2 separate regions of the Homo sapiens genome follow, and region 1 is linked to region 2. A link is a contact called in ENCODE Hi-C or POLR2A ChIA-PET data. All regions are on one chromosome and are shown on one strand. Each heading gives the region's core, a stretch centred on a gene start or an enhancer-like site at or near the end of the contact. The rest is flanking DNA. Distances are from core to core; before and after follow the strand shown. Region 1 overlaps USP53 (ubiquitin specific peptidase 53). Region 2 overlaps SYNPO2 (synaptopodin 2).

Region 1 (6,176 bases), core at 1,726-4,225, 190 kb before region 2:
AGGGCAAAATATCAACATTACCAGGATATTTGGTTAATGATTCCAACACTTATGAATGACTCTGAGGGGCTCAAGACTTCAGTGGAGAAAGTAACTGGATGTAAACAGCAAGAGAACTAAAATTATAAGTGGAGTGTGAAGATGTGACTGAATTGCTGCAATCTCATGATAAAACTTGAACAGGGGAATTGCTTCTTACGGCTGAGCAAAGAAAGTGGTTTCTTGAGATGAAATCAACTTCTGGTGAAGATGCTGTGCACATTGTTGAAATGACAACAAAGGGTTTAGAACCATTACTGCAGTGCCAGGGTTCCACCCCAGTTCTGAAAGAAGATCTGTGGTGGGGAATATGCTATCAAACAGTGTCACATGCTACAGAGGAATCTTTGGTGAAAGGAAGAGTCAATGTGGCAAACTTCATTGTTGCCTTATTTTAATAGCCACAGCCACCTCAACCTTCAGCAACCATCACCCTGATTCAGTCAGCAGCCATCAACATCAAGGCGAGACCCTCTACCACCAAAAAGATTACAACTTACTGAAAGCTCAAATGATCATTAGCATTTTCTAACAATAGTTTTTAAATAAGATATATACATTGTCTTTTTAGAAATAATGCTATTTTGCACACTTAATAGACTGTGGTATAGTGTATACATAACTTTTATATGCACTGGGAAACAAAAAAATTCCTGCAACTTGCTTTATTGCAGTGGTCTGGAATCAAACCTGCAATACCTCAGTGGTATACCTGTATTACTAACAGTTTTGTCTAATCAACTGAATTTCGTTGATGAATTATTTCATTCAACATTTTTTGAGCCATGTATTGAACCAGTCACTGAAACTAACATTATAATGACGAAAGGCAGACAATACCTTAAGGAATAATAAATTGTAGAGTGTACCAGAAGGGTTACATGATAAGTAGTAACAAAAGCAATCTAAGAAAAGGGGATAGGAAGTATATATAATGTGGGATGGTTTGTGCTTTTAGATAGGATAATGAACGATGGTCTCATTGAGGTTACATTTGCACAAAGATTGGAAAGGGATGAAGAAGCCACCTAAGAGAAGGAATTCCAAGCACAGTGAACAGAAACCTCAAAGATACTGAGGGTTGGAGCATATCTGGTATAGCGGAGAAATAGTAATATAAAGTCTAGTGTGGCAGGAGAAATGTGAACAAAGAGAAAAGTAAATGGGAAAAAGACAGATCATGTGGGATCTCACAAGCCCTTTTTAAGAACTCTGGCTTTAAACTCTGGGTGATGGCTGGGCAGGGTGGTCCACGTGTGTAATCCCAGCACTTCTGGAGGTCAAGTGCGGAAGATCACTTGAAACCAGGGGTTCAAGCCTAGCCTGGGCAACATAGCAAGACCTTGTCTCTACAAAAAATCAAAAAAAATAAAAAATTAGCCAAGCACAGTTGTACACACCTGTAATCTCAGCTACTCAGGAAGCTGAGGCGGGAGGATTACTTGAGCCCAGAAGTTTGAGGCTGCAGTAAGCTAAGACTGCACCACTGCACTCCAGCCTGGGTGGCAGCAAGATGCTGTCTCTAAAAACAAACAACAACAACAAAAACTCTGGGTAACAGTCACTGAGTTCCACAGTACAAAAAGATGGGAGACAGAATGACACAGATTAGTTCAATGTCATTAATCAAATAGCCATTACAGAAGCGCTGAAAAACAAAGAAGCATCAGTCTCTAAAAGAATCCAAGTCAGGAGACTTTGTTTCCATGCCTATTTATTGGCTGCTTAGTCTTAGATACATTCTTGTCATCTCTGATTCATGGTTTCTTCACTTTTAAGATGGGGATAACAATAACAGCCCTGCTTTAACATAGGTTAAATGTTTTGAGAATTATAAAACACTATACAGTCAGCCGTCCATATCCACGAGTTCTGCATCTGTGGATTCAAGAACCAGGGATCAAAAATACAGTGTTTGTGGGATGCGGAACCTCAGCTGTGGAGGACCAACTTTTAGGTCCACTGAATGATCTAAGTATCCATGGATTGTGGTATCTGTTGTAGGTCCTGGAACCAATCCACTGAGGGATAAATGTATTATGTTAGTTGTTTTCTTCTTTTTATTTTACTCTACAGTTTATAACCTCTTCTAAAGTGATCTAAATGATCCTGAAACCTTGCATACAAATTAAGGTTTTAATAAATTTAATCATGTTTGTAGAATGTTAAGGAAGTTCTATATTGGTAGTACATTTTTATTTTTAATGAAAGAATCTTTTTGAAATAATATTTTCAATAAACTTTATTAGACACCAAGTCTGCCCCATGAACTATTTTTATATACACTTTAGCGTATATGTAAAAATCACTACCCTTAAGGGGCTTAGTTTGCTGAGGGGCACAGACACAAACAGATAATTTAAAAATATTATGGCTTCCATTCCAGCACAAGATTTCAAATTCCTGCTTCCCTCCCTCCATCTCAACCCTATAGATTACACAAAAGCAAAAAGCAGTCTAATAAATGAAAAACCTTGGGGACACTAAAAGCAATGGCTTCTAGAGTGTTAAGGAAATGGCAACCAAGAGATGGAGCAGGCCAAATGCTACCAAATGGAAAAGACCTAGTTGTGACCTTTTCCAGTCCTTACATTGCTCTGGGCAGAGAATTTCTACCCTACAGGATGCAATGAGACAGAAAAGCTCTGCTACCACTCCAGTGCCATCTGAAGAGTACAGGAGATTATTATATCAGGAAAGCACCAGAGCACAAACAGTTTGGGAAATGGTAACAAGTTTAGGTGACCTGCAAGGCCCCTGTGTGTTCTGTTCTCACCGGCACTGCATAAATACAATAAGGATAGCAGGTCCTGGAGAAGATCATGCCTCTAAGCAGGTCAACAGGAAGTTCCTTTTTGGCACCAACTGTCGAACTGCATCACCCCGAATCAGCCCACACACTCCCACCTCTACTCCATGAAATTACACAAAGACACATGTTAAAGCCTAGTCTTTCACCCTGCTCCCCAGGCAAATATTACTAGCTCATAACTTGGAACTTCTAAGAAAAATATAACCAGACACTTGGAGAGTATGAGCACAATGAAAGAAAGGCAACAAATGAACAATCAATACCATAAGAAAAAAGACTAAAGAGACCACAAATTTAAAACAAACATAATATTCACCAATTGAAGATATGTATAGATTTTTTAAACTGCTGAAATAAAAAATCCGATGGGTTAACTAGCAAATTGAATATAGGGCAAGAATATACTAGTGAGCAACAAGTTCAGGTCAAGCAATTCTACAAAGCATTAAAAAAGGAATAAGGAAGTAGAAAATATAAACACTTCTCAAAAGCTATGAGACATGGTTAAAATATTTAAATGTCAATATCTAATAAGATTCTCAGAAAGGGAAATAAATAAATATCTCTAGAAATGATTAAGAATTTGCCAGAATTAGAGACTGAGAAACTCAGATAAAAACAGGATGTGTAACTCAAAGAATCCAAACATGATGTAGGAAAAAAGAGAAGTAAGATGAAAACTGTGAAACCTTATACTAAAAAGAAGAAAGGAGATTTCCAAGTCAATTTATAGTCAAACAATAGAAAAAATAAATCCCAAACTAAAATTTTACAAAAACTGACAAAATCTTTACAAAAAGCCTGATTAAGATTAAAAAAAAAAAAGAGAGAGAGAAACATAAACACTAACGAAATTGTTAAAGGAGAAATAACCAAACACATAAGCAATGGTAAGAATATTACTTTATTTCTTATGGCAATAACTAAAAAGGAACAGGTAATTTCCTAGCAAAATACAAATTACCAAAATTAATACAAGAAAAAATGAAAAGCTTAAAAAGGCTAGTTTAGAAGAAAATGGAAAAGAGAGAAAAGTTCTCCCATTTTAAATGGCATCTGGATTAGACAAATTCAAAGTTAAATTTTTATCTAAACTTCAAATAACAGTTAATTCTAGTGTTAGATCACTGCAGGCCAAAGGGAAAATGAAATAGAAAGTAACCCCAAATCATTTCATAAAGCTAACATACCCTTAATATCAAAACATGATAAACCTCATACAAATGTGACATGATTATAGGTACAAAAATTATAAATAAAATGCTAGCAAACAGAATCTACCAATATGTCAAAGGAATAACATACTATTGAAAAGAATACTGCAGTTTATTACGAGAATGCAAATGTGAGTCTGTATTTATTCTCTCAATAAATATTTGGGAGGCTGTGAAGAAAATAGCTAACAGAGCATTATTCATAACAGTCAAAAAGTGGAAACAACCCAAACAAATGTCCATCAACCAATCAATGGATAAACAAAATGTGTTATGTATATTCATACAGTGGAATACTATTCAGCCATAAAAAGGAAGTAGTGACACATACTATGACATGAATGAACATTTAAAAAACTAAGCAAAGTGTAAGAAGTCAGTCACAAAAGACCACATATTACATGATTCCATTCATATGAAATGTCCACAACTAGGAAATCTACTAAGATAGATAGTAGATTAATGTTTGTTTAGGACTGGAGAAGTGGGGGCTATAGGAGAATGAGGGGTGATCGTTAAAGATAGAGTTTCTTTCTGAGGTAGTAAGAATATTCCAAAATTGACTGTGGTAATGTACATATATTTCTGTGAATATACTAAAAATCACTGAATTTTACACTTTTAAAGGGTGAATTGCATGGCATGTGATTATATTTCAATAAAGCTGTTTTTTAAAAAGAGCAAAAGAAAAGACTTTACATAGCATTCCTGAGACTGCCATCCTTACAGTGGTCTGCTTGCAGGGCTGACCTTTGGGAGTTCAAGATTTGGGGAGGCTTTCTACCACACTGATAAGAGTGGGTCACTGCACCTAAACTGCACAAACAAAATGTTTATCCTGAACACCTGTTTTCCTTCTGGAAATCTGGAATTTTGGTACGTCCCAGGCAGAGGATGCATAGTGACCACCCCACAATAAAATGTTAAGCACTGAGTCTCTAATGAGCTTCCTGGTACACAACATTTTACACGTCATCACAAAATCTATTGCTGGAGAAATCAGTGTGCCCTGTGTGACTCCACTGGCAGAGGACAATTGGAAGTTTGTGCCTGGTTTCCTCCTGACTTCACCTCCGGCTCCTTCTCTGTTTGCTGATCCTGCTTTATATCCTTTCACTGTAATAAATCACAGCAATGCATACAACTATATGCTGAGCCCTGTGAGTCCTGCTAGAGAATCAACAAATCTGTCAGGTGGGAGGGATCTTGGGGACCTCCAACCCAGAGGCATTATAGTACAGTACTTGAAAGCTGCTTCGTTTCTATCAGACTGGCAAAAATATTAAAATACTGTTGGTGAGGATAAAAGGGAAGAGGTACCTTCTTTCACTGCTAATAATGTAATCATACTATTATACCCTCTGGCAATATTAGATCAACATGGCAACAACTATTAAAAATTAAAACACACTTCAACCTCCGAAACCCAATACTGAGAATCTATACTCCAGAAATAAAAGTACATTTTTATTGAGATATATTAGGTTCTACCAGTAAATAATGAAGGAAATAAAGTAAATATCCATCAGTAGGAACATAATTGCTACAGGGTGTTCGCTGTGAATTCCTATAATTTTATGTTACCTCTGCATCCACTTTGAACATAAGTTGGACTTTCTGATTCCAGAAGCAGTACTCAGTTACCCCTGACAGTTTCCAGTTTTCTACCTCTTCCTAGTTCCTCAATATGGTCAATCCAGATATCTACTTTATATAACTGCTTCCTAGTTACCACCTCTTTATAGGTGGTCAGTGAAATACAACCCACTTGACTTGACCTACTGACTCACACAGCCTGCATGGGCTGTGCAGATATGCCACAGTGACCACCTTTCAGTCACAGTGACTTCATGGAACATGTACCCACTTACTCTAAACCCACCAATTAGACCTACCTGCAGGAAACCCACCTAGGTAATACCCTGGACCCCAATAAAGGCTTTGGCCTACAGGTTCCCCTCACTCTCTGTCTCTTGCTCCCCACCCAGTGGTTGAATATGCATATCTCGTTGGCTCCCCACTTCCAGTTGGCCATAGGAGGTGTGCTGCCCTCTTCTCTCTCGATTTGTAAGTAATACTGCTTCTGTTATTTCATGTGTTTTGGTGAGTTG
Region 2 (5,647 bases), core at 1,335-3,834:
ATGTAAGATTTACTCCCTATCATATTTATGTTTTCCTGGTCAAAAACATGACCCCAGAGTGAGGTTTAAAATTAGGAATCTTAATCACTTGAACTTGGGAGGTGGAGGTTGCAGTGAGCTGAGATCACGCCACTGCACTCCAGCCTGGGCGACAGAGTGAGACTCCATCTCAAAAATAAAATAAATAAAAATAAAATTAGGAATCATAAATCCAGCTCTTCATCAGGAAAGGCATCAACAGCTTGTTTTCTTAAGCACAGAATAGAAAAAAATTATGCTCAATTCCTTTATCACATCTCTGGTCCAAGTGATAAGTTTTATTTAATGATATCTTTCCTGTTTGAGGGAATTTACACAATAATTTCATGTATGTCATTTCATTTTAGAGACATGGAGATGCCATAAACTATGTGGGATTTTCAAATGTGTGATTGTTTTGCTGGAGGAGAAACATGGGTTAAAGAGAAGTATACAATGATGGTCACGATCATGTGCTTTTCAAATACAAATGGGAAACTTAGGAAACATCTTTTATCAGAAGTATCCCAGTTACATTTCTTCAGAATAAGCAGCATTTACTTCCATTGAAAACACTAATTCCAGATATAGTTGTAGTCTGTCATTAATCACTGAAAGGATGTCTCGGGAGTTATTGGAATGTGTGTCTACTTATCAGACATACGAAATTAGAGATCAAATACTTAATTTTGCCCATGGCTATAGCTGCTATTACAGCTGGTTTTTATTTGCATAGCTTTTTTTTTTTTTTTTTTTTTTTTTTTGAGACGGAGTCTGTCTCTGTCACCCAGGCTGGACTGCAGCAGTACGATATGGGCTCACTGCAACCTCTGCTCCCCAGGTTCAAGTAATTCTCCTGCCTCACCCTGCCGGGTACCTGGGATTACAGGCATGTGCCACCACGCCCAGCTAATTTTTGTGTTTTTAATAGAGGTGGGGTTTCACCATGTCGACCAGGCTGGTCTTAAACTCCTGACCTCAAGTGATCCACCCACCTCAGCTTCCCAAAGTGCTGGGATTACAGGCGTGAGCCACTGCGCCTGGCCGGCATAGCTTTCTTAATGCATTCATGAAGCTGCAATGTATAATTGTCTTGAGATAACATTGTATGTTAATACTACAGCAAATTTTGCCATGTAGACCACACATTTATTAAAAGGATCTCATTCTTTAGTATTCTCCTGACTTCTCCCCATCCCAAAGTTTGCCTTCATTTTGATTTGATGTTAGGTATTTATTGACTATTACAATTGTTAAACAATTTTTTCACTTTTAGTATTAATTCATGCAAATGCATTGATGAATTTACAAAAATATTATGAATTAGCTAAAATACTACATCAGCCCTCTTAACTGCTATGGATATGTAATCTTAGCCTAAGATAAAAAGTAACTTCTGGGGAGACTAAAATGGATAGGCCCTCATCAATACACATTTGAGAGAAAGAGAGGAAAAGAGAGATCCTTTAGTAGTATGTGTGTCTAAATTCTTAAGCAATTATCCAAAACAAAAACAAAAAACAAAACAAAAAAAAACATGGCAGTAAGCCGAGATGGTGCCACTGCACTCTAGCCTGGGCGACAGAGCGAGACTCTGTCTAAAAACAAAACAAAACAAAACAAAAACAAAAGAAAAAAAACAACCAACCAAACAAACAAAATACAATGAACAGATCAGTCATTCATTGACCACATGGCATCAAACCTGTGCAGTGACCTAGGCTCCAGCATTAACCCATCATTTATAATATCCAGCTCTCCCATTAGTCTTTTCTCCTCCCACTGGTAAATGTACAAACATATATTTCACATCACAGAACTTCCAACACGTCACCATCTTTTCTGTTTTAGAAATAAACTTTAGTGCCTCAAAGTTTTGAAAACAATGTGCTTGTTAGGATCAAAGCCGTCACCAAGTGGGTCTGCCTGTTTCTTTGTTCCGTACACTCTTGTAACATATAAGCAGCCTCTGACTGATTTTGCATTTTGTTGACATACTACTCTATTTGCCAAGATTAATGTTAAAGTTAAACAAAAATATTGGGCTCTTTCCCTATGATGCATAAAGTGCATGAACTTCCTTTTTCTTTTGAAAATTTTATAATCGTATTTATTTTCATTTTAAAAAGCTAATAAGCATTCAAAGTGCTTCAAAATTTTCCATTAGCCTAGATCCCAAAATAAGAATGTTTAGATTACTGCCAGATAGATTTAAGCTAGTTATTAGTAAGAATATTTTGGATTTGGAGATAACAGAGTCTAGGGCCCAACAGCCAAGGGAAGTCATACAATCTTTTTCCCCAGAGATAAGAAAAAATAGCCAAGGAAATTCAATCTCTTTTCTAGATAATAAAATTGTATCATTCTATTCTATCCCTAGAAATATTTATACTCATTCTTGATTAGAAGCAGGGGGTCAGATAAAAATCACGTCTCAAGGCCCCCTTTAGTCTTTTGTCTTTTTTAAAAAAAGAATATTCAAAGCAAATTGTAATGCAACGAGCTTTAGAATGGCTGCCTGTGAAGCACTGAGAGGGAAGGAGAGTTTGCTGCCATCTCCTGGACGTTTGAAATAAAATCGGCAAGATGAGTGCTTCAGCGCCTGCCTGTTCCTTTTAGACGGGGCACTAAGACTGTGGAAGCAGGTGCAGTTTACAAGTCTGGCTGTCCCTGACTGGATAAACAGGAAAACTATTTATGGGTTTTAAAGAATAAAGTTGATTTAAGTGGTTTGCATGTTAGAAAAGTGTTATTCAAAGTGTAGTTCACAGCCCATTAGCATCAGAATCACCTGGGTTGTATGTTACAAAAACAAATTCCTAGGTCCCACCCAAACCTAGTAAATCAGAATCTCTAAGGTGGGGCTATCTCTAAGGTGGGGAAATCTTAATTTTACACTAGGAACAAAAAGTGGAAAGCTATATGTTACACTACGAAGGGAATAGTTTGCTCATACTAAAGTGCTGTATATAAAGGAAATCATATTAGTTCATTCAATGTAAAATTAAAATTAAAAGTTCTAAGTAATATATTTAGTGTTGCTGTTTATTTCAGTAATACCACCCACAATGAGTTGTGACATTTCAGTGAGTATTTCATAATGCAGAATTCAAAATCTAGCCCATATTGGACTTACGTGAAGAATTATGATCTGCACCATTTGTTAAACAGTAATAAGTAATCCAACCACAACCAACAGACTCTGAGTGTGAATTAAAAAAAAAACTCCAAACCAAAGATCTAATTGTGGAAGGATTGCAATGAAACCTTAAATTAGTACATTATATTAGTTCAACCAATTCCTTAGAGATTCTTAGCTCTAGAAAATGGTTTTGTGAACATTTCTTTATCAGTGTTAGATATGCTAGGTGAAAAAAGAACAAAGGGGTTTTTAGTACAGTAAGAGGCCTAGTTTTGCTTTATTTTTAAATGTAATTAAATGGCACAAAAGGAAAGCAAGACTAAATCAATTCAATTGCATTTGAAACAAAAGCTATTCTGGATTCAGATAACATTTTCAGAATCTCAGCTTGTTTTGATTTTTTATCTTCAAGATGAGTCTTGACTTCTGCTTCTGACTCAGAAGGATTCTAGAAGTACCAGAAAACCCACAAAAATTCCCTGGGTTTGAAAGGCAGCTGGAATATTAAGTTCCTCCCTATGTCAGTGGCTCAGCTTCTTAGAATTGTTTTTCATCACTTGCCCTGAGCTGGGAGTTTGCTCTGTTCAGGCCGAGGTTTCACTCTTTCTGTTTTTGGAAAGTGATCATGCCTCTCAGGCAAGGGGATCAATTACTCTAAAAAGGCCAGGTTGCTGACCCTTTGTCCTAGGACAGTGTGGAAAGGAGGGATAAGGACAGCTGTGAGCTGCGCCCTCCTAGGTCAGCCCAACTGTTGCAGGTCTGAAGTGGGGTAGTCTCAGGGATAGGGTTGCCAACTGCTCCACTTTCAGTGTAATAGGCCTATTTAAGCTTCAACTATGCTACCAGGTTACTCAGGATACCAACTATCCTGTTTAGAGAATATGTTTGGTTTACAAACATTTCCCCAGAAGAGCTCTCTTCATATTACTAAGTCCACTACATTCATTCTATTTAACATTGGTACTTTGAACTGAAAACAGTGTCTTTATAGTAGAGGCTCAAAGCTGATGTTATTTTATAAAAATATTGAACCAGTCTTTTTGAATCTGATCTCATCTTTGTATACCACGAAAAGAATGCTGGCACAATAGATGAACACAAAGCAGGAAAAAATGGACAAACAGGCTGAATACAGAGGAATGTAAACATATAAACTTCAGTAAGAAGAAAAAAGAGAAGAAACAAAGATCTCTCAACGACTCCTGGGAATAGATTTCTTGTGTCAATGTGAAATTTATAGCGACACTCCTTCTACTTTTCCTATTTTAGTTGTGGGTCTCAAACTGGGATTCATATTAACAGAGAACACAAAAGAACTTGTTTAATTGTGTTTTCCTCATTGGAAGTTTTTAAAATAGTAGCTATTGTTTATTGAGTGCCCCTTAGAAGAATAATAATAGCTAACATGTGTTGAATACTTTCTCTGTGCCAGGCAGTGTTTTATATACAAAATGCATATTGTTTCATTTAATCTTCATAACAACTTGTGAGGTACACCTATTATTGTCTTCGTTTCACAGCTGAGGTATTGAAGCACAGGGCGACTGAATCCTTTGTTTAAAGTCTCCCAACCAGCAGGAGGCAGGCCTGGGACTCAGAGGCAGGCAGCGCGGCCCTAGAGCCCACACTCTTAATCACTACCAATGTACTTCTTGTGGGCTCAAGGTTTACACACCTTATCTCATCTAATAGTATGTGAAGTTCATTTAAGACATGATTACCTTTTGCTTTTCCTAAATTAAAAAAAAGTCTTGTCTTCTTTTTAATTTAAAAATTGGAAGGAACCTTATTCTCTGCATTATTGTTACTGAAATTTGAGGGTTTCTCTCATCACTATTCTGTTCTTCCTTTATTTGCCAGGTATAAATTACCATAACTCTGGTAATATGTGATGCTGGTTGGCTGGAAGCGGTAGGTGTTTGAGGCGTGTGGTCTAGTGCACTGTGGGAATTTGTTCAACAGAAACCAGCAAAATGTTGAGCTTCCCTTCGCCATTATTGAGTTGTAATAAGCAAATAGGCTGATGGAGATAAAAACTACAGCTTTTCCCCATGCACCCTGTTTAAAAATGTCTATTGCTTGGAGCTACCAAACTCTAAGATGTTGCACTATTTCTTATTTTGATTTAGAAGGTTTAGTGTAACTTTGGAGTTATCTCTGAGACATGTAAAACTCATCACTTCTGATGAGCAGTTCCTTTTACCTGTGACCTGAGTCTTCTTGCAATCAGGGGAGGTAGTATAGCCTTGTGATTAGATGATGGCCATAGAGTTTGACTGTTGGGTCCCGAGGCTTAGCCCTACCATGTTACACAAGTTCCTTAAGTTTTCTTTACCTCAATTTTCTCATCTTAAAGTGGGATGATAATAGTACCTACATCATACTTTCATCATTTTGTGGTGACCAAAAAAGTGCTTAGAGTGGTACCTAGCACATCTTAAGCCCCCATAATTGTTACCTTATTAGTGGTTCTATGATTTTAAATTA

The links. Hi-C counts contacts between places; a loop is a spot of excess contacts on that map. ChIA-PET counts read pairs that join two places held with the same protein, here RNA polymerase II (POLR2A). Pooled maps may share reads with other maps.
Region 1: a pooled map shows a loop between it and region 2 (3-fold over the local background). The contact joins two enhancer-like sites. A Hi-C loop is called at or near these places in 1 of 168 maps with a recorded cell type or tissue (PC-9), 4 of 37 single-sample maps with no recorded cell type and 7 of 50 pooled maps. POLR2A ChIA-PET finds 5 or more read pairs at or near these places in 3 of 52 experiments (BJ, MCF 10A and activated naive CD4-positive, alpha-beta T cell).

What each region holds. Positions count from the first base shown.
Region 1 is chr4:119,230,675-119,236,850 of GRCh38, reverse strand. It overlaps USP53 (ubiquitin specific peptidase 53), which reads right to left. Exons shown (of 19, transcript NM_001371395.1): 4 at 1,440-1,561. Among named protein-coding and RNA genes, the nearest start is that of USP53, 21 kb to the right of the region's middle. Within about 2 kb of position 2,975, at least 2 of the 41 ENCODE cell types and tissues checked have a DNase peak (open chromatin) inside an H3K27ac peak, as active enhancers do.
Region 2 is chr4:119,039,073-119,044,719 of GRCh38, reverse strand. All of the region lies in intron 4 of SYNPO2 (synaptopodin 2), which reads right to left. Among named protein-coding and RNA genes, the nearest start is that of SYNPO2-AS1, 57 kb to the right of the region's middle. Within about 2 kb of position 2,584, at least 13 of the 41 ENCODE cell types and tissues checked have a DNase peak (open chromatin) inside an H3K27ac peak, as active enhancers do.